Regions from separate parts of the Homo sapiens genome. Here region 1 is linked to region 2. A link is a contact called in ENCODE Hi-C or POLR2A ChIA-PET data. All regions are on one chromosome and are shown on one strand. The core of a region is the stretch at or near the end of the contact, and the rest is flanking DNA. Distances in the headings are between cores, read along the strand shown. Region 1 overlaps DENND1A (DENN domain containing 1A). Region 2 overlaps DENND1A (DENN domain containing 1A).

Region 1 (4,661 bases), core at 158-2,657, 37 kb after region 2:
TGGGTTTTCTTCTCCCTTTGCAGATGGGAATGTTAGCACCCCCGAAAGTTGATGTGCCTTGTCTAAGATGAGCAGCAGAGATGGAATTAAAACCAGGCCAGCATCCTTGCTGCCTCATACTTCCTTCTTGGTAACTCTTCATTGTCATGAATTCCCTGTGACACTTGTACTTAGAGAAATATTCTTAGCATGACCCTGTTGGCCATGGATCTAAAATAATATAAAGAACCTCTGCCTGGTCGTCGTCACCTTTGAACGCACACCTAAGCTTTTTACTTCAGATTCGGCAAGCCCTGTCTGTGCGCCTGACACTACTCTAGGCACCAGGAAACAGGAGGCAGATCTGTGAATTCCCATTGACACACCCAGTCTGTTAGCCACAGCTCCATTTCCTTAAACACTTCAGATTCCATTCCGTCTGCCCATGCCTTCTTAGACTTGGCTGTCTCCCAGCAGCTCCTGCACCCTATTCCTACCATGAGTGCGGCCTTGGTGGAGCCCTGGGGCGTATCTTCTGTAACTCACTGTGGTTTCAGGGTTCATATATTGCAGCTATGTATCTTTGTCCTATATAATAAAGAATAAAGAACCTTCCAGGGTTCATATGTTGCAGTTCCTTCGAGCAGTGTATCTTGGTCCTAATCACCCCCTTTATAATTTAGGGATACTGAAAGAAATTTGGACAACTAAGAATATCCAGTTAAATAATGACAAAGGCATATTTACTTTCCTGAGAAACATCTATTTGTTTTACCCAGCGGATGCTTTTCAGAAGGAAATATTGTATGGTGGCAAGACCACGACCTAATTAGCCTCTACACCCATAACCGAAAACCATTATTACTTTTCTGATGGTATCTCATTGAAGGAAGACAAAAAAAATAAACTGGCACCCTCTCTCTGTCAGTTTCTTCCTAACTGCGTCAACAAAAATTAGTCCCCAGGCATGTGGGAGCTGGGCAGGACCGGGTACCCTGTGGCCTGAGGAGTGGTGGGTGATACTTCCATCTCCCCACCAGCACACAGTCTGGTCCTTAGGAGATGTTTCAGTATTCGAGTGGAACATGGAGACTTTTCCAGCCTTGCCCCAGTCCTGTTCCACCACTCCCACCGACAGCATCCATTGTCTGAGTACCATCTGGTCTTGAGCCCTAAGAAAGGGCCAGTTTGTGGACTGGGCAGCTTTTCAGATTTGGCTTCGTTTTTGCTACTTTCCTGACGAACGCCACCTTGTCATGTTGACGCCAGCCTGTGTGATGAGCTGAGCACCTGAATGATGTGTGCAAAGCTTTCCTAGCTCTTCTGGACTAGAAAACACTAATCCTGTTTGCTTATCTGCCGCCCTTGAAGCAGAGATGAGAGTGGCAGTTGAAGGAGCTTTGAAATCCTGGAGCAGAGCCAAGGCCTCTTTGCCTGCACACTCCACTCTGCATGTTCCAGCCGTAGGAACAAACTGCATTATTTTGTTTCAAACTGTGCTCAAGGGAAGCCAAGACCTTGTAACTGGAAACTTACCAAACAGAGAATTCTAAGACTAAATTTAGTGTTCTATTTAAAAAATAAAATAAATCGAACATTGTGTTTATCTTTTATATGTTAAAAAGGAGAGAGAGTAACCTAGTTCACACTAACAACCTGAGAAGAGTATTCAAAGAAGTGAGAAGAAAACTAATCCTTTTGGTGAAGAGGGAAATCCTTAAGAAATTATAATGAAGTGGCATGGAATAGAGGCTTTGCAGCCAAACTTCCAAGCAGCACAGCCTCTCTAATCTCCGTTATATACAATTTTATTGTGGTCCAGAGAATATTTAAAACTGTTAAAAAATAAAGGAACTTCCATGGACAGAAAGTAGGAGAGAAGATTGGTGGGTTTTACTTATACGGGCATTCTCTGGCTTTAAAATGTATAGATAATTAATTGCTTGTTGAACTATATTCTTCATTTAATTATGTGTGAATTGGTTTTCTCTTATTCATGTTAAACTCTAATTGGAATGAAGAACCTTGAGATACCATAGAGACTCTGTAATACAGAGTATCAACAGGTTCATTTGTGACACTTTGATGTGACTTCAACCAGCCATGGTCTCTCTGCTAGCTCTTACCTTCCTCTCCTGCCTCTTCTCCCATTGCTTCAACAAACATCAAGCACTTTGGATGAGGCACAGGATTCAGATTGTCAGTGATTCCCCAGTTCTGATCCATGGATTAGCATTATGTTAGAACCACCCAGAAAACTTGTTAAAATGCAGGTTCTTGGGCACCATCTCCAGACATTCTGGTTCACAAAGTCTAGTATGGAACCATGGAATGTGTATTTTTTGAGGTTCCCCGGATGATTGATACACAGCCTGATTTGGAACCAGTGAATAGACAGTTCTCTAAGACAAAAACAATATTTATTCTTTGGTGGCTGTTATTTTGCATCGTTAGACTCATTTTCATGTTGAGACGACATAATAGAGACTGATCAAGTTCATTTAGAAGATGTTTATGCGTACCGACTGGCACTTAAAAAGCTCTTTGTTTCCATATTCTCTTTGGGAGAGCTTTGACTGGGGCCTTGGCTAGTCTAGAAAAGGACCATAGCTGAGTATAATCTGTTCAGGCTCTCAGTAATTTTACGGAATACCAGTGCAGTCCACCGGTGTAATTTGGGGTGCATGTGTGTAAACAGGTGATGTTTCTTTTTTTTTTTTTTTTTTTGCCATTTCATTAAATTCATCCGATTTCTGCCATGGCAGAAAATTTTATTATTTTAGTAATGCGGTCAAGTCATGAAATAAATTGTGTCTTCCTTAGATTGCAGGACTGATAGCTTCTCATATGACTCTTATGAATCAGAATTTTAAAGAATCAGAATTTTAAAGGATAATATTTAAGTCATTGACATCTTAATCTACTTAAAAAGCCCTGCACCCACTTTGGCAGACATGGCTGTCATAAAAGAAATTTTGAGCGCCTACTAGGTGCTTATGACACTGGGAGCAAGGACTCATAATTTCCTGTGTTGTTTCTGCAGACTGAAAGTGTGGTCACTTTGGTGAACCAAGGTAGTGTGATATGAGGTTAGACCATGAAATCATCGGTAAGTGCAGACACGGAGCACATTCACATTTGTTCTTTTCTGCTACCTTGATAGCTTCAGAGTCTACCAGCTAGATGTGTCAGACAGCCCTGCTGGAGGTATCTTTTCCCAAGAAAAAAGACAGCAGGAGTGGAGGAGAGAGTATCAGACTGCAAGTCAGGATGGCTTTGTTCCACTTCTGCCTCCGCCTTGTACTTAATCCACCATGTGCCACTTTCTAGCCATATGGCCTTGGGCAAGTTACTTGACCTCTTGGAGTCCCTCTGTCCTCTTCTGTGAAAATGGGGATAGTATTCACACCTACCTCAAGGTGGTTAAAAAGATCCGGTGACCATCCAGATATGAAAGCACAGAGCCCAGCACTGGGCGCACTATTCACTCTGTAAATGTTACCTGAGGCTGAATCTCATCCTTGCAGGCCATAAACCCCGATTTGACTCTCAGAAACAAGGAGAGCGATAAAGATCCTAGGAGACTTCTGAATATTAGGATCGTCGTAATAGCAGATAGGGAGTGAATCCAAGCAAAACAGAATAGTCACGGCAACTCCCAAGAGGTTTTGCGTACGGACCACTTCTCCCTAGTCATTTAGTCATTGAATAAATGGTCATTTCTCATTCAAGTCCTCACAGAGCTTGAGTGGCCTAAGAAGCTGCTGTGTTCTCTTGACCCACCCTTACCCCCTGACTGGCCTGTAGCTGGGAGGAGGACTAGCAGCTTCTCTGTCTTCAACCTTCAGGGCTCTGATGTCTCTGTCTCTGTGAAGCAGGCCTGATTCTTGCCCCAGGCAGAATTAATGATTCTTTCTTTATATGCTAACACACTTGAACCTCTATTATAGCATCTCTTTCATAATGCTTTTGTGTGGAAGTTGATTGTTTGCATTTTGATCTTTCTCTCTCTATTTTAAATTGCTTGAGGGCATGGTGTGTGCACATAGTGGATACTCAGTAATTGTGGGATTAATATAGATCAGAGCACAGAAGCAGTTTCATGGGGGCTAAGAGCACAGAATCCAGAGCTCAACTTCCCTAGGTTCATATCCTAGTTCTGCCAATAGCTGTGACCTTATACAGGTTCCTCAACACCCAGGAGCCTCAGTTTCCTCATCTATAAAATGGGGACAATAATGCTACCTACCTTATAGGGCTGTTGTGAAAATTAAGTGAGTTAAATATATGTGAAGCACTGTTCTCAGTGATTGGCAGATAGTAATGTGAATTCAGTGGTCATGGTGGTGGCTGTTTTTTGTTTTTGTTTTTTTTTTTTTTTTTTTTGAGATGGAGTTTCGTTCTTGTTGCCCAGGCTAGAGTGCAGTGGCGAGATCTTGGCTCACCACAACCTCTACCTCCCGGGTTCAAGTGATTCTTCTGCCTCAGCCTCCCGAGTAGCCGAGATTACAGGCATGTGGCACCATGCCTGGCTAATTTTGTATTTTTAGTAGAGACGGGGTTTTTCCATGTTGGTCAGGCTAGTCTTGAACTCCCAACCTCAGGTGATCTGCCCACCTCAGCCTCCCAAAGTGCTGGGGATTACAGGCGTGAGTGTGGCTGTTTTATAGCTTGAATCTTTC
Region 2 (4,834 bases), core at 1,896-4,395:
AGAGGAGGAAACTGAGTTTTGGGAAGACCGCTTTCTCGAGGTGTCACATCTAGAAAGGAGCAGAACTAAGATTCAAACTCGGGGTTACCAGACTCAAGCCAGTGTTCTCCCCAGCATGTGCCATGCTGCTCTGCTTTTTAACATTGGGGAGGAGGTTTTTTTGTTTTGTTCTGTTTTGTTTTAATAGGAAGGCTTTAAATATTGAGTGCTGAATGGTCTTAACCAAGGGATGCTTTGCCATTGGAAACACGTTGGCAAAATCTGCTGACAGAAAGAAAGGGATACCTCTCCTCAGGTATTCAACATGGAATGTCAGGAGCTCCTCAGACAGTAGCAAGTCACCAAAAGCAACTGAAAGACCCTGTGTCATGTTACTTTTAAACTCATCAGTCCCGACATGAACACAAGCAGCTCTGCCGCAAGTCTTCCCCCGGGAGGCACTGCTTCATTGTATCATCTATTCTAATGGTGCCTGAGTGTTACATCCTAAAATTTTATTGCAAATTACTTTTATTTTTATTTCTCTTTTATAGGAGAGCCAGAGCATTATTTTGGTTTTGTGAATGACTAGATTACATTAAGATTTTGTTTTTAGGATAGCAAAGTAGATGCTGGTTCTGATAAGGCTGAAATCCACTGGGCTCTGCTGAGGTCAAGATGAGGGGAAAGAATTACTTCCCACCTGGTTCTAAAGCCATCGCTCATGCGCTTTCTTCTGCCTGTCATGCAGATTTTGTCAGTGGAAGCCCCTCCTCACTGGCTTTCGTGTCCTGTTGATATGTCCTGATCATGTGTTGAGCACTGCTATTTTTTTTTTTTTTTCCTAACCCAACACAGCATTTCCCAGCCCCAGCCCTGGAATCAGACATTTTTTTTCAAGGAGCCCAGGTTCCTATTACTGGAGAATAGTATTTAGAAACCAATATCTGGGCACTAAGTGTGCTCATTATAATTGGGATATCTCTGCTTCCAGGCCTTCTCAGTGACTAAAACTAGGGAAGGTATGTATGTACATAGATTTGTATTTCTATTTATTTTATCTGTCTCTACTTTCCTACCTGTCTACTGAACATCATGATGCCCCACAGTTACATTCAGTTCCAGTTTGACACCGTGGGGTTCATTCTCATTCTTTCCCTAACTGGATTTGTAACTCTCTTCTGATAGTAAGATACCTGGTTCCCATTATATATTTACCAGCTTGGTCAGTCTTGATCTGTTCCTTGTTTGTAACCAGTGGCCCTCTGCTGCAGCCCCCTTCCTACACAGCGCCACCCTCCTCACCCTGTTTTTACAGTAGCATGTGCTACTGTTTGAACTGTGGCACCTTAGGCAGAGCTGCTGCTGCCCCTTCCTATCACGGACAGCATTCTCAACCACATGGACTCTGCCTCGCCTCCCTCCCCTCCCCCGACCCCCACTTTGGTGGAAGCCCTCCCACCCCTCAGGCTCTGACATCCCACATTGAACTGCCTTCCAGATGTTCTTTGTACTCTTCTGGGTTCTAATACCATTGCTGGTCAGGCCCTCCACTCCACATAGATGCTGTCTTTATCCCATGCCAGGTCTAACCCCTCCTTGCCCCCTTGAGTCATGAAACTCCAAGTCAGGCCTCCCCCATGAGACTCCCTCCTCATCCTGCTCAGACGCTGACTTTCCCTTACTAGGCCCCTCACTCTGCTTGGGCCCCAGCACACTATGCCCAATGACCCCTCAGTGGGACACCCTTCTCCTCCCACTTGGACTCTAACACCAGGTTGCCCCTTCGGGAGGACAGCTTCCTCCCCTCACCTGAGTCTGATGTCCTGCTGTGGACCAGCATTCTCCCAGGTGGTTGCTGCCTTCCTCGACTTGGTCAGCCTCTCCCACCATCCCTGTCCCCTGCTCTCTTCCATACCTACCTTGCCTGGTCCCATCTCATAGCTTTGAACTGAACTAGTAGAAAGAGGTGTCGGAGAGCTCTTAAAATTTTTTAATGGTTTTCTGTTTTAATACTTAAAGAAGTGGAATCCCTTTATATTCACGCTGAACTTACACAAGGCCAGTCATCCACGTGTACACAAACTCACCAGTTGGAGTGATTATCATCCCAAGTGGAGTGAGATTAGAAAAGGCAGTCCTCTGCTCTCAGTTCAGCTCAAGAGCCAGCAGCTCACCCGGTCGACAGATTTAGATGCAGGATGCTGTCATTCAGCCTGACCCCACAACTCAGGTTAACTACTTTGTGTTTACACAGACCATGTCCGCCATATTTGGAGGTAATTTAAGGGCTTTTTCAGGGTGATTTTGACTATGGGCTGTTGCTGCCATAAGTGCTGTCTTTAGAACCTGCCCTTGCCCTCCTTACAAGGGCCGGTGGGACCCCGGATCGGGAAGGCAGTGGGTGGAGGAAACTTCTCAAGTTTAAAACTTATTACCTCATATGAAACACAAGCCTCTCCATTTGACTCTCAGGCCTGGGAGTGAGGGTAGAGCCTGGGACAGAGTTACCTGAGCCACAGTGGGTGAGAAGGGAGAGAAGCCTGGATCCAGGCAGGTGCCTGGGGAGCAGGCTGTTCCTTTTCGCTTTTCTCTGTCTTCTGATTGGGTCATGATGATGCTCCATGATCATCTTCTACATCAGTCCGAAAGCCTAAACTAAATAAAGCACTTGGGAAGGACTTCCAGCTCCTTCCACCCAAACTGTTACTCTGTTGTGGGTGTGTCTCTTTCTGATGAGGACCATAGCTTTCTTGAGTGCAGGAGGACCCTTTGTGCCACAGCCTTGGACAGAGCCCACCATAGTCCCAACTGTGGTACTCCGCAGTGGGGACTCAAGCCGTCACACAAAGGCAGCAGGCAGAGGCGGACCACGGATGGTCGCACCCCGTTAGATGTCCAAGGTGGTGCAGTGTACTAGAGTGTTTGTTTCTGTCTTTGGACTGGGAAGGATTGTTTATTCAATGATGACAGACACACGCAGACTGGAGTGCAGGGTCCCTGCAGCCTCACCTGCAGCCTAGCAGGCCGCGCAAGCTGTTGTGGCGGCTCTAATGAAGCAGGACAGGAAACGCCGCTGGATAGAGCTCCGCTGTGAACCCTGGCCTCCCAACAGGGGAAAACAGGGGCCCTTTGAAGAAGAAGACAGCTGGGTTTCGGTTTCAAAACCTTAACACTGCCATCACTAGATATTCATCTGTGAGTGTACAGGGGACAACATGTGGGGAACAGTTGTGTCCGGTCAGGCCAAAGGGAGAAAGAAATGGCTGATTTCCAGGGTAACTGCAAAACTTCTTGTGGCCAGTGGTTCTGCTTAGCATAGCCAAAAAGAATTGACTTGGTGAGGCTGAGGCTGAGGCTGAGGCTGAGTGTGAGAACCAGGGTGCCATCTATAGTAGGCTAGGAGCTCCTTCCCACGTCACCTCCTTCATCCTCACAGCAGGTGACAACTTGGAGGCTGGAGCTTCTGTGCCCAAGCCACATTGGTCAGTTGAACCTACTCATCCAAAACTACTTCGATGGATTCTGTAGTCCTAAACTGTCAGAGCACCCAGCCTGCCCCATATCACTTCACCAAATATTTCTAAAATGATTCAGTTTTTCTCTTGTTTACTTGAAGTCACAGTTTTCTTGCAAGATTCTACTTCCCCTTCTTGCCTTTTCCCCCCTGCCTCCTGACTTTCAGTGGCTGGATTTAACTAGTGGTATTTTGCTTTCAGGAAAAAAAAAATTTGTAATCCTTGGTCAAATTTGTTTACTGAGTCGTCTAATCTGTGCAAGAGTTTTCTTCTGAGGGGATTTCTCGTTCATACTATAATGGCTTTTAACTCGGCCGAGGTTTATTTAACAGAATAGGAAAGGAGAAACTTATCTGCTCCCTAATCCCTCTTGAATGTTTACATTACTCTGCCAAAGTAAATGCTGTGCAAAGTGGCAGCAGTCATTTGCTATGTAATAGTCAATATGCAGCTGCCAGGGCTGATTGAAACATATTAACATAAGTGATAATACTGTCATAGAAGTGAAAAGTTAAGTTGCTTATCAGTATATTTTGATAAGCTACTTAAATTTTACAGTAGCATGTGCTGGCTTTAGACAGACGTTAATGACAGAGGACTGTGCACTTTATCTGTTCTCTTTGTTGCCTCTCACTTCATTTATTACCCTCAGTGGCGCAGCCGGTAATCTGTACAGGGTGCTGATTCCCCTCTCCCTGGCAGGATATCACATCTGTGCGCTACCTCGTGTCCATATCTGTCGGTATTGGACTCTGTTAGCACAGCAGGGCAGACATGACCAGGCCGGCAAGCGCTTGGTACAACCTTCTTCTCGCTTGCTGTTAGATGTAGCTTTGGAAAATTTCCTTCTAGAGAACAAAGCCGTTGAAAGTAAGTGGCAAAACTGCTTGGGGGTGTGGATACTTTTCAACAATTCCATAGGATGCGTGCACCCTTGCCGTCAGTCTTTGTCTGGCTTTATTTGCTCAGTAAACGCTGAGCACTGACGGTGTGCCAGGTGCCATTCTTGGCACCGGAAAGACAAAGTGAAGAAAGATAGGCCCCTTCCTCTCTGTTTGCATGTGGTCTGTTGAGAAAACAGACATGCCATTGAGGACTGCATCATGTGGGGAATGTTCTGAGAGCAGCATTCTCATGACCAGGGCAGCACAGAAAAGAGAGAATTAGGGCACATGAAGTGGGGATGGGGAGGGGGTGAGGGACAGTTAGGAGGATGAGTAGAAATCAGCTAGACTAGACCCACAGAGGTCTGGGAGAAAAGGGCCCAGTGTATGTAAGCCCAGGCAGGCTCAAAGATACCAGGACGTTCCGGAGTGAGAGGAGTGAGGGGAGCATAT

What was found. A loop is a pair of places that touch in the nucleus more often than their neighbours do. ChIA-PET counts read pairs that join two places held with the same protein, here RNA polymerase II (POLR2A). Pooled maps may share reads with other maps.
Region 1: a loop to region 2 is called in a map of Caco-2, with 6 times the contacts of the local background. The contact joins two enhancer-like sites. A Hi-C loop is called at or near these places in 5 of 168 maps with a recorded cell type or tissue (B cell, Caco-2, GM12878 and 2 more), 11 of 37 single-sample maps with no recorded cell type and 10 of 50 pooled maps. POLR2A ChIA-PET finds 5 or more read pairs at or near these places in 6 of 52 experiments (B cell, HCT116, HEK293T and 3 more).

What each region holds. Positions count from the first base shown.
Region 1 is chr9:123,639,482-123,644,142 of GRCh38, reverse strand. All of the region lies in intron 9 of DENND1A (DENN domain containing 1A), which reads left to right. Among named protein-coding and RNA genes, the nearest start is that of MIR7150, 160 kb to the right of the region's middle. Within about 2 kb of position 1,407, at least 6 of the 41 ENCODE cell types and tissues checked have a DNase peak (open chromatin) inside an H3K27ac peak, as active enhancers do.
Region 2 is chr9:123,677,907-123,682,740 of GRCh38, reverse strand. All of the region lies in intron 5 of DENND1A (DENN domain containing 1A), which reads left to right. Among named protein-coding and RNA genes, the nearest start is that of MIR7150, 190 kb to the right of the region's middle. RefSeq lists an enhancer at 3,141-3,220. Within about 2 kb of position 3,145, at least 4 of the 41 ENCODE cell types and tissues checked have a DNase peak (open chromatin) inside an H3K27ac peak, as active enhancers do.